Linked DNA regions of Mus musculus: region 2 is linked to region 1. Evidence: chromatin loops called from intact Hi-C (ENCODE). Cell type or tissue: gastrocnemius. All regions are shown on one strand. Each heading gives the region's core, and the rest is flanking DNA. Links, peaks and the distances in the headings are about the cores only. Region 1 overlaps M1ap (meiosis 1 associated protein). Region 2 overlaps Sema4f (sema domain, immunoglobulin domain (Ig), TM domain, and short cytoplasmic domain).

What was found. Peaks named below come from ENCODE experiments on the same cell type or tissue, not always from the same donor. Only the 100,000 strongest peaks of a DNase experiment are listed, where the experiment ranks them.
Region 2: it touches region 1 in a loop (6-fold over the local background); 34 of 42 quality-filtered maps call a loop at or near these places.

Annotation. Positions count from the first base shown.
Region 1 is chr6:82,962,739-82,971,073 of GRCm38, forward strand. M1ap (meiosis 1 associated protein) reads left to right here. Exons shown (of 10, transcript NM_033079.2): 3 at 5,229-5,414. Among named protein-coding and RNA genes, the nearest start is that of M1ap, 20 kb to the left of the region's middle. In gastrocnemius, for the core only: no CTCF peak of the experiment used is centred there; no DNase peak of the experiment used is centred there.
Region 2 is chr6:82,909,372-82,917,706 of GRCm38, forward strand. It overlaps Sema4f (sema domain, immunoglobulin domain (Ig), TM domain, and short cytoplasmic domain), which reads right to left. Exons shown (of 14, transcript NM_011350.4): 11 at 8,218-8,327; 12 at 7,951-8,111; 13 at 4,996-5,054; 14 at 2,514-4,733. The coding sequence ends at 4,120. Among named protein-coding and RNA genes, the nearest start is that of Sema4f, 26 kb to the right of the region's middle. In gastrocnemius, for the core only: CTCF peaks have their summits at 289 (motif pointing right) and 6,709 (motif pointing right); DNase peaks (open chromatin) are centred at 340, 4,164, 5,988, 6,711 and 2 more places; H3K4me3 peaks cover 165 bases.

The sequences.
Region 1 (8,335 bases), core at 305-8,304:
GGCGACTCTGATTCATTCCTCAGAGTGCTGGGATTGCAGTTGTGCATCACCACACCCAGCTTTCCCACTTTTTTTTTTCTTCTTCAGAATGTTTGAGAGCTAAATGTATTGACAGAGATGAAGACACTGTTGAGTGAACCCCAGACAAAAAGTTTTGATGGCTTTGTAAGGTTGGGGTTAAAGAAAGCAGAAGGAAGGCTAAGGGTAGAAAAGACTGAGTTAGAATAGAGAAAGGGGTATTCAAGTTTCCCTGTCCTCTCATAAAGAAGTCTTGGAAGAAGCACTTGAGGAGAACCTCATTATAGGCCTTAGAGACCTAGGAATGAAGCTGTCGAGAGATAAGGAGACAAATATCCCAAGAACAGGACATGCCAGGGCAACCTGAGTCCTTGGCCATGTCCTTCAGAAACTGAAGTGAATTGGCTGCACACCAGAGTCACTTTTCTACTGCCACCATGAAACCTTCCAGGTAAAGCCTTTTAATTGCCTATAGTCAGTCCTGGAAAAAAAAAAGTCACCCATAGGACTCCTCAGTGGTAACTCAGAAGTAATGACAAGCCAAATTTTCCTAACTGTAGAACAGTAAAGTCAGTGCTAGTTAGAAGTTCAAGGAAATGGCAGGAGTGACTATCATTGTGTATACAAACAATGCAGTCTATAAGGAAAAGAGGCCCTTAAATCCATTTTCACTGAACTATATAGACATCTGACATTTTCTGTCCACAGAGTCACCCAAAATGTAAATGTAGAAAGACAGCATATGGTGGATCATTTCTAGGATGGACCCAAGATTACCCTCACATTTAATTTTTTAGTATCATCAAATCTGAACCTGTTATAAGGACTCATGACAGAGAATTCATAATTAAAATATTAGAATTCCTTTTATAGCCATTGTGACATGAATATAAATAATTCTAACCCAAATGATTAATTTCCCCCTCAAAGGAGGATTCCAGAAGAATGTCCTTCCTGTGACACTCTTCCTAATTCTTTAAAATTTTTCATTATAAAGAATTTATTGAAATTAATCTACATTGAGGTGTTAGGGTTCACCTAACTTTGGTTTACCTATAGTGTTATTTCCTCATCCTTAGTAGCTGATATTCAAAAGGAATCATGTCAAAGCAACAAATAACAGAGATAAAGGTGAGTTCTAAGAAAGATGCTGTGGTAGACTATAACTGAGTGCAATGGGAGAGGGAGAATAAGACAAAGAAATAGAGTAATTCTGTCATGTGGCAAATCAAATACTTCTAAAGTTTAAAGGAATCGCATAAACATAGAGTTATGAAGATAAAAACCCAAACAGGCTCACATATTCCTAGTTGTGACAATAAAAGCATACAGAAAAAGGGCAAATAAAAATGCACAATATAGTGATTTTTCTTTCCCAAAAGTTGTAAAACAGAAAGTACTGGGGCTGGAGAGATGGCTCACAAGTTAAGAGTATGTACTGCTCTTTGAGAGAACCTGAATTCAGTGACCAGCATCCATATTAGACAACTCACAACTGCCTGTAACTTCAGTTCAGGGAATCTACGGGCACTTACAGTCACGAGTATATAACCACAGACACCTACACACGTACATACTATCTTACTTTGGGTTTTATTGCTGTGAAGAGTCACCATGACCATAGCAACGCTTATAAAGAAAAAACATTTGATTAGGGCTGGCTTACAGGTTCAACACCAAGCAACAAAGAGACCCGGACTCAAAACAAGGAGGAAGGCAAGGAAGAGACTCTAGGCTTTCCTCTGACTTCCACAAACCCACATGAAATGTCTCCATTTGTGCACATGTACACACATACACACACACACACGCACACACACGCGCACACACACACACACACACACGCACGCACATGTACATACAATCACACACATACATGCATACTCCGCACAAATAAATCTTTTAGGCTATATTTACGGTCTGATTTCGCTTATTTCTTGAATAGGTTTTTTTTTTATTTCCCTATCTAGATTTTTCATTTTCTCTGTGTCAGAATTGATGTCTAATTTCTTGTGCCTTCAGGCCCCCCTCCCTGAGACTTAAAGAGGAACATATAAAAGCAAAGTAAGAAAGGCGAGACAGCCTGACTTAAACAGTCTTTTTGCCCTGGCAGTATTACAGCTCAAACTCATGGATTTTATAAGCATGTCAAGTATCATTTATTTCTGCTTTTGGGTCATGTCTTAGTCACCTTTCTATTGCTGTGAAGTGACACCATGACCATGGCAACTCTTATAAGAGAAAACATTTAACTAGGGGCTTGCTTACAGTTTCAGAGGCTTAGTTCATTATCAACATGGCAGAGAGCATGGCGGCAGGAACAGCAGACCTTTTGCTGGATGTAGTTGAAAACTACATCCTCTTTGGTTGGTGGCTTAGTCTCTGGGAGCTCCCAGAGGTTCAGGTTAGCTGACACTGTTGGTCTTCCTATGGGGTTGTCATCCCCTTCAGTTCCTTCAATCCTGCCCCTAACTTGTCTATAGGAATCCCTGACCTTAGTCCAATGCTTGGCTATAAGTATCTGCATCTGTCTCATTCATCTGCTAGTAGAACCTCTCATAGGACAGCCATGTTAGGCTCCTGTCTGCAAGCACAACATAGTATCAGTGATAGAACATATATGGGCTAGTCCAAAGCACCCCCTTTCCTGCACATATGTATCGGAGAATTGCTCTGTGTGGCCTCAGTGGGAGAGGATGAGCCTAATCTTGTAGAGACTGGATGCCTCAGGGAAGGGGGATTTGGAGATGGGGTGGATGGGAAGAACTCTGTGAGGGGGGGCAGGGAGGGGCAACATTTGGGATATAAATTAATAAAAATGAATAAATAATTTTTAAAAACCTTAATCCTGATCCACAGGCAAAGAGAGTGAGACTGGGTCTGGCATGGTCTTTTGAAACCTCAAAGCCCACACCCAGTGACGCACCTCTTCCTAAAAAGTCACACCCCCTAAGCCTTCTAATCCTACCAGACAATTCCACTCCCTGGTGACTAAACATGCAAATATATGAACCTCTGGGGGCCATTCTTATTCAAAGGTTTTTTCCTCCTTCCTTACCTTACTGATTCTTGGAATTACTTCAAATAATGTCTCAGATCTTTAGCACACATTCTTTTTAATTCATACATCCGTACAAGTATCATTGAACTAGAATCAGATTAAATTACATTGCTTCCTTAAGAATCTGTCTTTAGTTACAAACTATAGAAATGATCCCTGATACTCACAGGAGGAAATATGGAGACAAAGTGTGGAGCAGAGACTGATGGAAAGGCCATCCAAAGACTGCCCCACCTGCGGATCCATCCCATATAGAGCCATCAAACCCGAACTTTATTGTGGATGCTGGGAAGTGCTTGCTGACAGAAGCCTGATAACGGCTGTCTCCTGAGAGGCTCTACCAGAGCCTGACAAATACAGAGGAGGAAGCGCGCAGCTAACCATTGGACTGAGCTTGGGGATCCCCGATGGAGGAGTTGGAGAAGGGACTGAAGGAACTGAGGGAGTTTGCAGCCTCATGGAGGGAGCAACAGAGCTCCCGGGGACTGGGCCATCAACCAAAGAATACACATGGAGCAACCCATGGTGCTGGCCACATATGTGGCAGAAGATGACCTTGTTGGACATCAGTGGGAGGAGAGGCCCTTGGACCTGAGGGTGTTCAGTCCCCCAGTGTAGAGGAATGCCAGGGCCAAGAAGCAGGAGTGGTGGGTTGGTGAGCAGAGGGAGGGGGAGGGGATAGGGGGTTTTTGGAGGGGAAACCAGAAAAGGGGATAACATTTGAAATGTAAATAAAGAAAATATCTAATAGAAAAAAAAGAAAGAAAGAAAATACCCAAGGGGGGAAAAAGAACACTTGCAAAAAGAAAAAAAAGAGGAGGAGGAAGAGGAGGAGGAGGAGGAAGAGAAGGAAGAGGAGGAAGAGGAGGAGGAGAAGGAAGAGGAGAACTGGTCTTTATAAAGGATGGTGAGGAGAACCATGAGGTCACTTCACTTGTCCGGGGTTTACTTGTTGGCTCCTTAAATTAAGTGAGATTCTCTTCTTCACTGAAATGCCCCTGAGGAATGGATTCAATAGATCCTTATCAATTATAAAATGAGAGACCACATCACAATTCTTGTTTCAGGAGAAACATTTTTTGTTGTTGTTTGAAAGATTGTCAATATATAGCTCCAAATACCTTGAACTCTAATAATAGCCTGAACTCTCAGTCCTCCAGCCTCAGCTTCTTGAATGCTGTAATACCAAGCTAGGGAAACATCATTCTTAAACAGAGAATCTCTTAGTGACAGACTAAGAAACCCAGATAGTATCTAAAGTTAGCCCTCTTAGACTTCCAGTTTGAAGATCACCTAAAGTAAAACTATAGTCATGGCCTGGACACATGGCTCAGCAGTTAAGAGCACTTGTTGCTCTTTCAGAGGACCCAGACTTGGCTCTCAGCTCCCACACAGTGACTCACAACTTCAGATCCAGGAAATCTGGTGCTCTCTTACAGCCTCTGAAGGCACCAGGCACACACATGGTGCACATTTTAGGTGCAGAGCACTCATACACCTAAAGTAGTTGCAAAGACCTTTCACTGAACGTGTAACTGAATTATCACGTTTCCTTCCCTGTTTCTGATAAATCCACAGCATCTAGGATTTTTAGCTGCATTCTTCCTTCTGATTTAGAGAAATTTTAGTGCAATACTTAGAACATGATTGACATTCTGTATGTGTCAGTCAGACATACATGGTTTTAGGAAGGAGAGGAACTCCTAAGGAGTTACTGATGAAATAAAACTGCCAATTAGTCAAAGCCTGAGTGTTTCGTAGTTTTGTATCTATTGATATGATAAACATCATGACCAAAAACATTTTGGGAAGAGAAGGGTTTATTTGGCTTACACATCCTAATCAGTCTATGACTGAGGGAAATCAGGTCAGAATTCAAGCAGGAGGAGGGACCACTGAGGAAAGATCCTCACTGGCTTGCTCCCCATTGCTTGCTCAGCCTGATTTCTTATACAACTCAGAACTCCCGACTCAGGGTTAATCAAGAAAATGTCCCCACAGACAAGCTAACCGGCCAATCTAATGGAGGCAATTCCATGACTGATGTTTCTTCTTCCCAGGTGACTCTAGTCTATGTCAATTTGACAGAAGCTAACCAGCATACTGGGTTCCTAAAGCTTTGTGTCTTTGCTTCACTTTCTCTCTGCAGCAAGTGAGAGGGAACTTCATTAGGCTGCAGGCCTGCATCTCGGAGCTTCGAATGTTACAGGTAGAAGGTTGTCACAGACCACCTCACGCCTTACTACCCCTGGCAATAGAAGATGGGCTCCAGCAGTTCAAACAGTACAGCAGTCACATGGCCTCAAGTGCTGCTCAGCCCTGGACTTCCCTGGAGGTAAGAGATGCTGCTTTTTAGGACGTGAAGTCATCTCCCCACCCCCATCTCTGTAGTGTTACAGTATTTATTAACCTTATGTTGTTCTGTTTTATATACATTGAATATCATTTTTAAGATGAGATGTTCAGCTAACATTATTTTTCTATCCCATTACCATTTTCTTTTCTCCTAAATTCTTTTTCTTTTCTTGGTGAGTACGTGTGTGTGTGTGTGTGTGTGTGTGTGTGTGTGTGTGTGTGTGTGAGAGAGAGAGAGAGAGAGAGAGAGAGAGAGAGAGAGAGACCCCAGACCTAGAGTTACATGCAGTTGTAAGTTTCCCAATCAAGTACTGGGAAAGAACACCAGTAAATGTATTTTATTTTTAAATTCTTACTTTATTTTCAATTATGTGTATGTGGGTATATGCATGTGTGTGCAGGTGCCTGCAGAGACTAGAAGCACTGGGGCCCCTGAAGCTGGGGTTATAGGCAATAATGAGCTGTCTGCTGTGGGTGCTGGGAACCAAACCCGGGCCCTCAAGAAGAACAGTACAGGTTCAGAACCACGGAACCATCTCTCCTGCTCCAACAAGTGCTCTTAACTGCTGCCACCATGTCCTCAGTGTCACCTACTCAGCTCTTAATATGCAGAAGGGCATCAAGAGAAACTGGAAAACAGGGACCAAAGTGAACTCTAAGGAAAAACTGAAATAAAAATGAAATGTAAATACACCTGCCCAGGACATTTGGAGTTTGCAGGGTAAATGTTAAGTTCCCTAAATTGGCTCTGTTTTCTATCTATCTGGGTACCCTTAAAGCCAGACAGGGAGGTTCACACCTGTAATCTCGGCACATAGGAGATTGAGGCAAGGCTAAACCAGCACGGGCTATGTGGTTCCAGGCCAGGCTAGGTTACTGAGTCAAATCTTATCTCAAAAAAGAGCCCAAAATAAAGAAAAAAATTGTAATTGTCTTTAATCAAAATTTTACCCAAATTTACTAAATTTTCTCTGGGATTAGCGAATGTCAAAGTTGATGCTATTCTGATGCCATGCTGAGACAATCATAAAAATATAGATAAGTTATGGGTGGATACTCCACGGGTACATTCGTGTGTGTGGGTTAAAATATTTGAGGGACCTCTGGCTGCAGACAGAAGAGTTGGAAAATAATTGTGTTAATTTCCCATTGCCATTTTCACACGCTAGGAAGGTGGAAGTTGCCACTTTGTCCCAACAATTATGAAAACACTTGCAAAGTCAACAATTCCCTTTAGATGCCTAGGAGAGGCAAGGTTACAACACAGGGCAAACAGCTGCCTCCAGAATCAGACAGACTCACAGCACACTAAAGCAAAACCTCCATGGCAACCACTGCTTGGGTAGGAAAACCCAAACATTAGTAAACGGCTAAAAGCTAAGTCTCAACATTTAAAACTCCAAGGGACGTCCTAAGGCCTCACACACTTCTGTGAGCTCCAAGTCTAAGAGTTCAACCAGACCCTTAAGAGGAAATTCCCTTATGACTCAAACCTGGATGGCAAGGGGGTGGGGCAGGAGAGAACAGGCATTCTGAAATACACTCAACGGTTCTTTTTCATAAGTTCTGTGGCCAGGAGAAACTAGTTAAACAGAACCTAGGGTTTGAACTGACCTAACTCACCTGAAGGACAAGAGAGAGCAAACTCAAGCTAATTACAGCCTTCCACATAGAGAGGAATGATCAACTCCAGCCCAATCGAGTCCCCATGCTCTAACCCACTCCAGCCCAGTCAAGTGCCCATGCTCCAACCCAAGGGGAAGAACACACTGAGAAACACTGTGGAGTTTGTATTTGAGTAGCAGCTTCTCTTGAAGACTAGGAACAAATAATCACATATCAATATTATTTTACGAACTTGTTTTGGGGGCTGATGAGTTGATTGAGTGGGTAAGAGCACTTGCTGTTCTAGCAAAGGACCCAAGTTCAATTCCCAGCACCCATATAGAAGCTCATCACCTTCTCAGACACCAGTCACACATGTGGTGCCCAGATGCTCTCGCAGGTGAAACACCCACACACATAAAATCATAAAAATAAATCTTAAAAAATGTTTAAAAACTTGATTACGCGAGATTTTAAAAACTTATTACTCTTATTATTTGAATAGAAAATAATAATAGTAGAGAATGTGTCCTTTCACACAAATACCACATTTGTAAAGGCCAATTACAATAACATCTTTGACCCAGTGGAACCCGTCTATCACAGAAGATGACAAGCGGAATAAAAGGCAAGACACACCATTTGAAGTTAGAATAGGTATTAGACCCAGTCATGGCAGGTATGCTAGAATTATCTGACTGTAGAATCTATTTGTTTGTGTGTGTGTGTGTGTGTGTGTGTGTGTGTGTATTTGTATGTTATTTATTTTTGAGACAAAGTCACACTATGTAGCCCTGGATGACCTGGAACCTACAATGTAGACAAGGCTGTGCTCATATTTTTGGAAATCTTCTTACCTCTGCCTTCCAAGTGTTGGCATTATAATCATGTACCAACATACCTGGCACTTGACTGTAGAATTTAGAGAACAAGGATTGATAGCTAGCAGAGAACAGGGCACGGTGACACATCCCTATAATTCACGGCAGTCGTGGCAGATCCACAGAGCCACCACAAACCAACCTGATCTAAGCAGAGGCAGCTTGAGGCCTGGGAGGACAACCATTTCGAGCTAAAATGGCAAACAGTAGCCCAGGCATAACCACATCAGAGCCTTAGAGTTTAATCCAAGCTGAGGCTCCCAGCACTGGGGACAAAGTATCTCCATGAGTTCAGGCCAACTTCATCTACATAATGAGTTACAGGCCATCCAGATCTAAATTGTCAGACTATCTCCAAAACAAACAAACAAACAAACAAATCAGAAATCCAACTGTTCGTAACAAGAATGTGTAA
Region 2 (8,335 bases), core at 108-8,107, 54 kb before region 1:
ACTCAGCGAGCCAGGTCAGCGATGGTCACACAGACTCACTCAGTTAATATTGTTGACGTCTCTGTAGGGCACGTCTTAGGCACTGTGCATCTAGGATTATGCTAAACGGCTATGGTGCGGGACAATATGAAGTACAGACTTAGTAAGAAGGAAAATAACTCTAACAGAATAAACAAGCCAAAAAGAGGAAATGCACATTAATGATAAATGCTATGCTGAGAAGGATGTGTAGGTAGTGTTGTAGGTTAAATATGAAATGGCTCCCACAGGCTCGCACTTGTTTGCCACTTGGTGGTGCTGTTTGCAAAGGTTATAGAACGTTTAGGTTTGGAGCCTTGTTGGAGGAAGTTAATCACTGGGGACCAGGCCTCTGTCTCTCTGTTTCTCTCTCTGCCTGTCTCTGTCTGTCTGTCTCTGCCTGTCTCTGTTTCTCTGTCTCTCTCTGTGTGTATTTGTATCTGTCTGTCTGTCTGTCTGTCTGTCTGTCTGTCTGTCTGTCTGTCTCTCTTTCTCTCCCCTCTCTGTGAGGGTGAAACATGGTTGCTCTGCTTCCTGACTGCCAGGCCATCCTCATTTTCCTGCCGCCATACTTCCTCACCTTAATGGACTGTGTTCCCAGTAAGCTCCCCTCCCCTGCTAAGTTGCTTTTGGTCAGGGTCTTTTATCCCAGCAACAGACAAGCACGCATCTATACTGTGTGATCAGGGTGGTCCTCATTCTGGAAGTGATACTTAAAATAAAGCCTAAATAGCCAGAAGAAGCCAGGCTTTCCACCAATAATGAGCTTAATTGGCATATGGTAGGAAAAGCCTTATCGTGTCCACAATGAGTGCCCACCTTGAGTGAGAGGGAAGAAAAAAATAAAAATAAATAAAAAATAAAAAGTAATATATATGTAAAAAAAAAAAAAACTTAAGTAAGAACAACAGTTCTAAATTAGAAGGAAGGGTTGGAATTTCTCCTGGGTGTCATAAGAAGCCATTAGAAAACTTTAACTTGAAAGGAACATATTTAGCATTAATTTTTGAAAGATCACTGTCTACATCTAAATACCTTTAGTAAACTACAACTGGTGTTTTGTTTGTTTGTTCTGTTTTTGTCTTTTTTATCCAACTTCCTTATGTCCATTCTTCTGATAATGTAATCTTTCCCTCCCTGGACACGTATGTGACTTAGGCTTGGCCAATCACAGTATCCCATTTCCTTGGACACACTCATTGGTGCAATGGAGTCATGTGATATGAGCAGAGCTGTCCTTGTGATTCTTGGTTTACGCTGAAAAAGTAGTTTTGGCTTCTAAGATCTGTGGCTGAAAGGATGTGGAAGCAGCCATATTTCTTTTTCTCTTTAACATTCATTTATTTTGTGTATGTGTGCATGTATGTGCATGCACATGTGTGCCAAAGCACACATGTAGAGGTCAGAGGACAACTTGAGTCAGTTCTCCTGCCACGTGGGTTCTGGAGATCAAAGCCAGCAGCACGTGCCTTTGCTCATGAAGTCATCTCAGCAGCAGCCACCTTTTCTGCTTCTTTGAGTGGGGCCATTTACAGCAAGAAAGAAAGAAATCAGGCAAGACAAGCAAAGATGACAGACAGGCAGACAGACAGACTCCCTCTAACCCTGAATCCTAATTCCAGGGGCTGGGACCTTGACTCCTAAAGTCCTTTGTGCAGTCCTGAGGGTATCTTATTCCTGACTTCTCTACTAAGTGAGCCATGAATTTCTCCATTTACTGAACTGTTAGCCTTCTTAAAGGCATGCCAGTGTATACCTGTAATCCCAAGACTTTGGGGAACTGAGGCAGGAGAATCACAAATTCTGGGCTAGTCTGGGCTACATAGTAAGTTCAAGACCAGTCTGAACTATGTAGTAAGACCCTGTCTTGAAAAAAAAAATCCTTACTTCAGAATCTCCTTCTTAGCTGGAGTGTGTGTATGTGTGCATGTGTTTTCAATCTCTTTTTTCCTGGAGTAAAATCCACGTCCATCTTGGAAGTGGAATAGCACAAAGACTTAGTACATGTGTCCCTTCCATAGAGAAGCAAAGATGACATCAGTGGCTCCTGGTTTAGCAGAAGGAAACTCTGGCTATCAACATCACTCAACATGTATAAGACTAGAGGGCTGGAAAGATGACTCAGCAACTAAGGCACCTGCTACTCTTTCAGAAGGTCTGAGTTCAGTTTCCAAAACACACATCAAGCAACTCACAACTGCCTCTAACTTTAGCTTCGGGGATCCATTGCCCTCTTTTGGCCTCTTGAGGTAGCGGCACTCACGTATACATACGTTAACATACACATATACACATAATTTTTTAAAAAAATAAATCGCAGATTTGAGTAAAGCCTAAATATGGGTGGTTAAGACCCATCCTGAGATGATCGAAGATCAGATGTTGGTGAAGGCTTGTCCACCTTCCACTGCATGGGGTGCACAGTGAGTGCCTGCCATGGTGATCACGTGGTTCGGCTATGATAAAGCAACAGCTACAATAACCACGCCCGCTGCTCTGGGTAATGCTTTATTGTTCATACGTTTCCTCGTTTGATCCTTGCAGCAACCCTGAGGTAGGTATATCCCCACTTTACAGATGAATAACCAATGTCCCTAGGTTAGACTACGTGCCAAAGATCCTACTCAAAGCCACTGGTAACTCCAAACCCAAGGGGACTCTTGAGTAATTCACAGGCTGCTGTCAAGGAAAGTAGAACAGAAACTTCAACTGGAAAGGGCTGCATCCTCACCGGGGTTCGAGGTCCCTCACCAGGGATGGACGAGGCACATTCACAGGCCAAGAGCAGGACGGAGCAGATGCAGCGCACACAGGAATAACGAAGCAAGAAAGGAGGCGATGGTGTCTTCAAGCACGTGCAGAGCCTAGCTTCACTAGCTTCCGAGGAGGACTGGAGAGAGGTGGGATCTCCAGCAGCAGTGTGTCCAGGGACTGGCCTCAGGCAGCAGGCCAGGGAGGAACTGCCTCACAGCAACACCTCCTCCATTTATGTGGCCCAAGTGTGGTGACTATGGACCATGGTCCTTTAACCTCATTAAGGCCTTGAGAATCTGATGAAAGCCATCACACACACACACACACACACACACACACACACACACACACGCACGCACGCACACATGCCACACATGGACAGACATTTCTTTGCATACAATTTCAGGGAGTCCTGCTAGGGGACTCCTGCTTTAGGGCAAGGGTGAAAGTCACTGAGGCAAATCTTCTTGAACCTGCTTGTAATTTCCTACACACTTTTCTGGGTTCCTTTTGTCATCCCTCAATAGCTAGAATGTTGTGAAGTTCATTTTAAATGGAAGCCAAGGAAAGAGGGCTCAGCCTCCACTCCAGCCAGGGAAAAAGCAGCGGTGGCACGGCAGTGGTGGCAGCCAGAGGAGAAAGATGAGGAGAAGGACGGGGCCACGTGTCCTGCTGCCCTTCCCACCAGAAGGTCACTTTGGGAACTTTGCTCAAAGTTGAAGAAGCGCTGTGGGGTGATGGGGTCGTGTGGTTTCCCTCACTGGCTACCGAGGGTAAAGTTGTCCCCCGTTCCAACCTTCCTCTCCGACCCCCCAAAAGCACCTAGGCACCGGCCCTGTCATCCACACACACCTGGACAGGTCTTCGAGGCACACCAGTGTATAGACACACACTCTTCAAGGGACAAAGGGAAACTGAGTTGGGAGAGATCTCAAGGCAGTCCGGGGATCATGCGCTCCCCAGAGTCAGCAAACTGGAAAATCATCATACAGGCACCACACGGATGCAGGGCACACGCGCTCCAACCACCCCGCAGTGCTCCCTCTTTCCGGGGGCCCACCATAAGCAAATCAGAGCCTGTGTCCTTGCTCCACCCCACAAGCTGATGATGGGCCCAAGACAAGAGGCCATAGCAGAGGGCTACAGGGTTGATCTCTCATGAGAATCAGGAATCAGGCAAAGGTCTGGCCCTCAGCTCATCCAGGTCCAGAGGACAGACACTGACGTGTGATCACACAGACTCCAAGAGAATGGAGCAGCCATGATCGTCTCCCAGGTTCAGTGACCCTGGTCTTCGTAGCCGCTAGTTCCAGAGATTGCTCATGGCTGGCAGTCATTTTCCTGGCTTTAGATAGACGTCTCATCGCACGTGGCCAGAGGAGCCCCAGTGAGCCGGATGTGGGCTGGGCTCGGGCAAGAATCCAGCAGGAAGGGTGGAGGGAAGCCACCAAAACCACTGCCCCGCTTACCCAGGGCCAGGGGCAGCCGTTCATCTTCAGGTGAAGGAGAGGGAGGGTCTTGGCTATAGCTTGTGGTCCCAGAAGGTGGAGCCCCCAGATCTAAGCCCACCTTGTCTCTAGCTAGAAGCTCCCTCTGTCGCCGCCGCTGCTGACGGCGACCAATCAGGAGGAGAGTGAGAGATGCTGCTAGAACACCCAGGAAAAAGCCAACCAGCCCAGCCCCCACAACGGTGTGGGCCCGGTTTGCGGGCCCCCTCTGGCTGCCCCACACCAAGCTATAAGCAGCCACCACACGGGCGGCTCCACCCTCCTGACACTCGCAAGCATAAGCCCCCATGGCCCCTGGGGTCACCACCACCTCTAGCCCATCCCTTCGTGGGGTGAGCGAAGTCACTCCACTGGGCTGGTGCCACACACAGGATGCCCAGGCAGAACTGGGGGAGCACGGCAGGACCACGTGGCCCACCGTAGCCACTGGAACTTCAAACACTACCGGATGTTCTGTGGAGAGAAGGCAAAGACACAAAAGACATGAAGCTATAGGCAGGAAGTAGGATGGGGGCATATGGAGAGATGTCATATATAAGATATGTAGGGACATTGCCAAAAGGGATTCCCAAAAATGGAAAGGCCCTGGGTCCTGGGTCCTGGGTCCTGGACTGCCATGTCTTCATGGGATCAAGTCTTTTGAATGAGACAAAAAAGATCAACTCTCTAGCCCCTTTCTATACATTCCACCCGCATTTCTCTGAGCCATACAAACCTCCAGGTTCTTTTGGACACAAAGAAGAGACATCTGCTGACTCTATGTCTTGAACCATCCTACAGAGAAGAGAATATCTGGTAAACCTAGTGTTCCAATGTGCTTGCACCTTCCTCAGACCCTCACAGTACCATGGTACTCAGCCCCACGGTACTCCCACTACCACAGTACTTGGTTACCACAGTACTCAGTTATCACAGTACTTGGTTGCCACAGTATTCAGTTAACAAAGTACTCAGTTAACACAGTACTAAGTTATCACAGTACTCAGTTATCATAGTACTTGGTTACCACAGTACTCAGTTATCACAGTACTTGGTTGCCACAGTATTCAGTTAACAAAGTACTCAGTTAACACAGTACTAAGTTATCACAGTACTCAGTTATCATAGTATTTGGTTATTACAGTACTTGGTTACCACAGTACTCAGTTATCATAGTACTTGGTTGTCACAGTATTCAGTTAACAAAGTACTCAGTTAACACAGTACTCAGTTATCATAGTATTTGGTTATCACAGTACTTGGTTACCACAGTACTTAGTTATCACAGTACTTGGTTGTCACAGTATTCAGTTAACAAAGTACTCAGTTAACACAGTACTAAGTTATCACAGTACTCAGTTATCATAGTATTTGGTTACCACAGTACTCAGTTAACACAGTACTTAGTTATCACAGTACTCGGTTATCACAGTCCTGACTCCAGAACCCATCATGTTAGAAATCACTCCTGGAGTTAGTCAGCATTCACCCCTCCACCAAATCTTTCCTTAATGTACCTCAAGGCTTTTCCCTGTCAAGTATCCACATATTCCTAGCTGACAATCTGTTGGAAACGTGCTTGGTGGGTATCCCCTAAGAGGCAGGGAAATCTGAGAAGTGAAACTGCTGTCCATGGCTACAGGGTGCCCTCTCCTTTACACCTGAAGGCTTGGGGGAGGGGCTGTGAGTCGTGGTAAACAAGATTGCCATGCAAGCATGAGGCCCTGCCGTAAACCTGCAGCACCCAGGTAAAAGGCTGGGTGTGAGGCCAGGCTGGTGGCCTGCCATGGGCTTCAAAACGGAAAATCCTAGTGTTACAATGAAAAAGAATTTTGCAAGCACCTGGCCAAAACTATTCCACTAAGAGAATTTAAATTAACAGCTGAGACTAGCTCAGGGGAGGGGGCCTCCCGACCCTCACAGACCTAGGTTTGGATTAGGCACTAATCGTGACGCCTATAATCTCAGTGTGTGGGAAGATGAGGCAGGAGAGATCACTATGAATTTGAGGCCAGCCCGGGTTCTACAGATTAGGGTGAGCTCTAGGCCAGTGTGGGCTACAGATTAAGACATTATCACAGTATTTTTTTTAATTAAAATATATTTATAAAGCAAATAAGCCTACGAGTATTGATGGTATTATTTGAATCTTGAATTATACAGGTTAAGTATATGCAAATGAGGAAACTGAAACATCACTGTATATTTGATAACACTAAAAAGTTAAGGATTGGGTATGGCTACATAAGTATTACCTATTATGTAACATGATTATTTTGTGTGTGTATATTTATGTTTGTGTGTGTGAACGTGGACATACGTGTGTGTGTGTGTGTGTGTTGAGCCCAGAGGACAGTCTTCATTCTGTACTGAGTGACAATCTGTCATTCCTCAGGCAGCCTGCACCTTTTCCCCACCTCAGTGCACTACAAGGGTGCAATTCCCTCAGAGGCCAGAAGAGGGCACTGGAGCCCCTGGAACGGTGAGCCATCCTGTAGGTGGGAAGAATTGAACCTGAGTCTTCTGGAAGAACAAGCAGTGCTCTTAACTGCTGACCCATGTCTCTCTCCAGCACCCTTTTCTTTTGTTTTAGTGTCCTTGTATGCCACAGATACTCAAAGATTTATGAATAAAATAACATGATATCTAAGAAAGATTTGCTTCAAAATAACTGACAGCGAAGTCATTAAAAACAGTGTTGGTCAGGCAGCAGTGGTGGAAGGGGTGGAGATACACAAATTTATCATTTTAGTCACATTTATTCATTCATCGTACTTTTAAATATTTAAGATTTCCAAGGATAAGATCTTTTTAGGAGATTTCTTATGTGACAAGAGAGTCATTCTGAATTATTCAGAGTGAGGGAGGGACGTCAGGGTTTGCTTCCGTGTGGTATATTTTTAAGGTCACCTCTGAGAGGCAAATGGATGGCAGGAGCCCAGAATTAGGAGACCCCAGTGAGAAGTGACTGGGTTGGGGATAGCTCAGTGGAAACAGTGCCTGCTGTACAAACCTGATTAAGTGAATTTGGTTCCCCAGAACCGGCCTCAAAGTTGGCCACAGTAGGACAGGTATCTCACAAGTCCCTGTGCAGCCCTATCGCCTGATGAAGAGACAAAAGAAACTAGAAGCTTGAGGGCAGCTAGCTTGAATACAAAATAGTGAGCCACAGACAGACCTTGTCTCAAAGTGTAAGAAAACTAGCAGGGATTGTCCTCTGTCCTCTGACACACAAGCTGAGGCAATGACATACACTTGCCAGTCCTCATGTATACACATACACACACCTTACATAAATATACATCATACATACACACATATCATATACAAACACACACATACATATACACTCTAATACATCACACATACATACACACACGCACGCACACCACGCTGGCTTGGTGGCAGTGGAGGTGGAGGAAGCCAGTGGAGCAATGATCCACTTCGGAGCTGGAGTCACTATCATCCGAGGTACAATGTGTGCAATGCCCGGTCTAGCATTAATTAGACAGCACCAGACGGGCAGACAGATGAGTTAACATGAGCTAACCGACGGGCAGGCAAGAGATGCGGCTCCAAACAAGAAGCCACACACAGAGGGAATGGCATCGGCAGATGAGACAGCCATATGGGAGGGCGGAGTCCAGGAGGGCGGGCAGGCAAGAGAGCAAAGCAAAGCAGCCCCACTCACCCACGGTGCTCGCCTGCATGGGCCACACAAGCATCGAGCCGGAAGCTCCAGGCACACACGGGATCCTGGGCCAGGATACATTCTGAGCAGCTCTGGAGACGGCCACAGTTGCTGGTGTTCACTTGTGTCACCTCAGTATGGGAGCCCACCAGAAGCCAATCCTGTAGAAATGGAGCGAGAGAGAAAATGTGCTCATCGTCCAGACCAGACCGTTAACTGGCCACAGACTCGACTCTCCCCAGCAGGCTCCCCGAATACACAACTCACATGGTACAATTTCATGCTTTCAACCGGCTGTGTTTCCGGGAACAAGGCCAGATCCTCCAGGACACTGAGCTGAGCTCCGATGCGCACAGCCCGATGGAGGTGCCCATCCTCTGGGAGG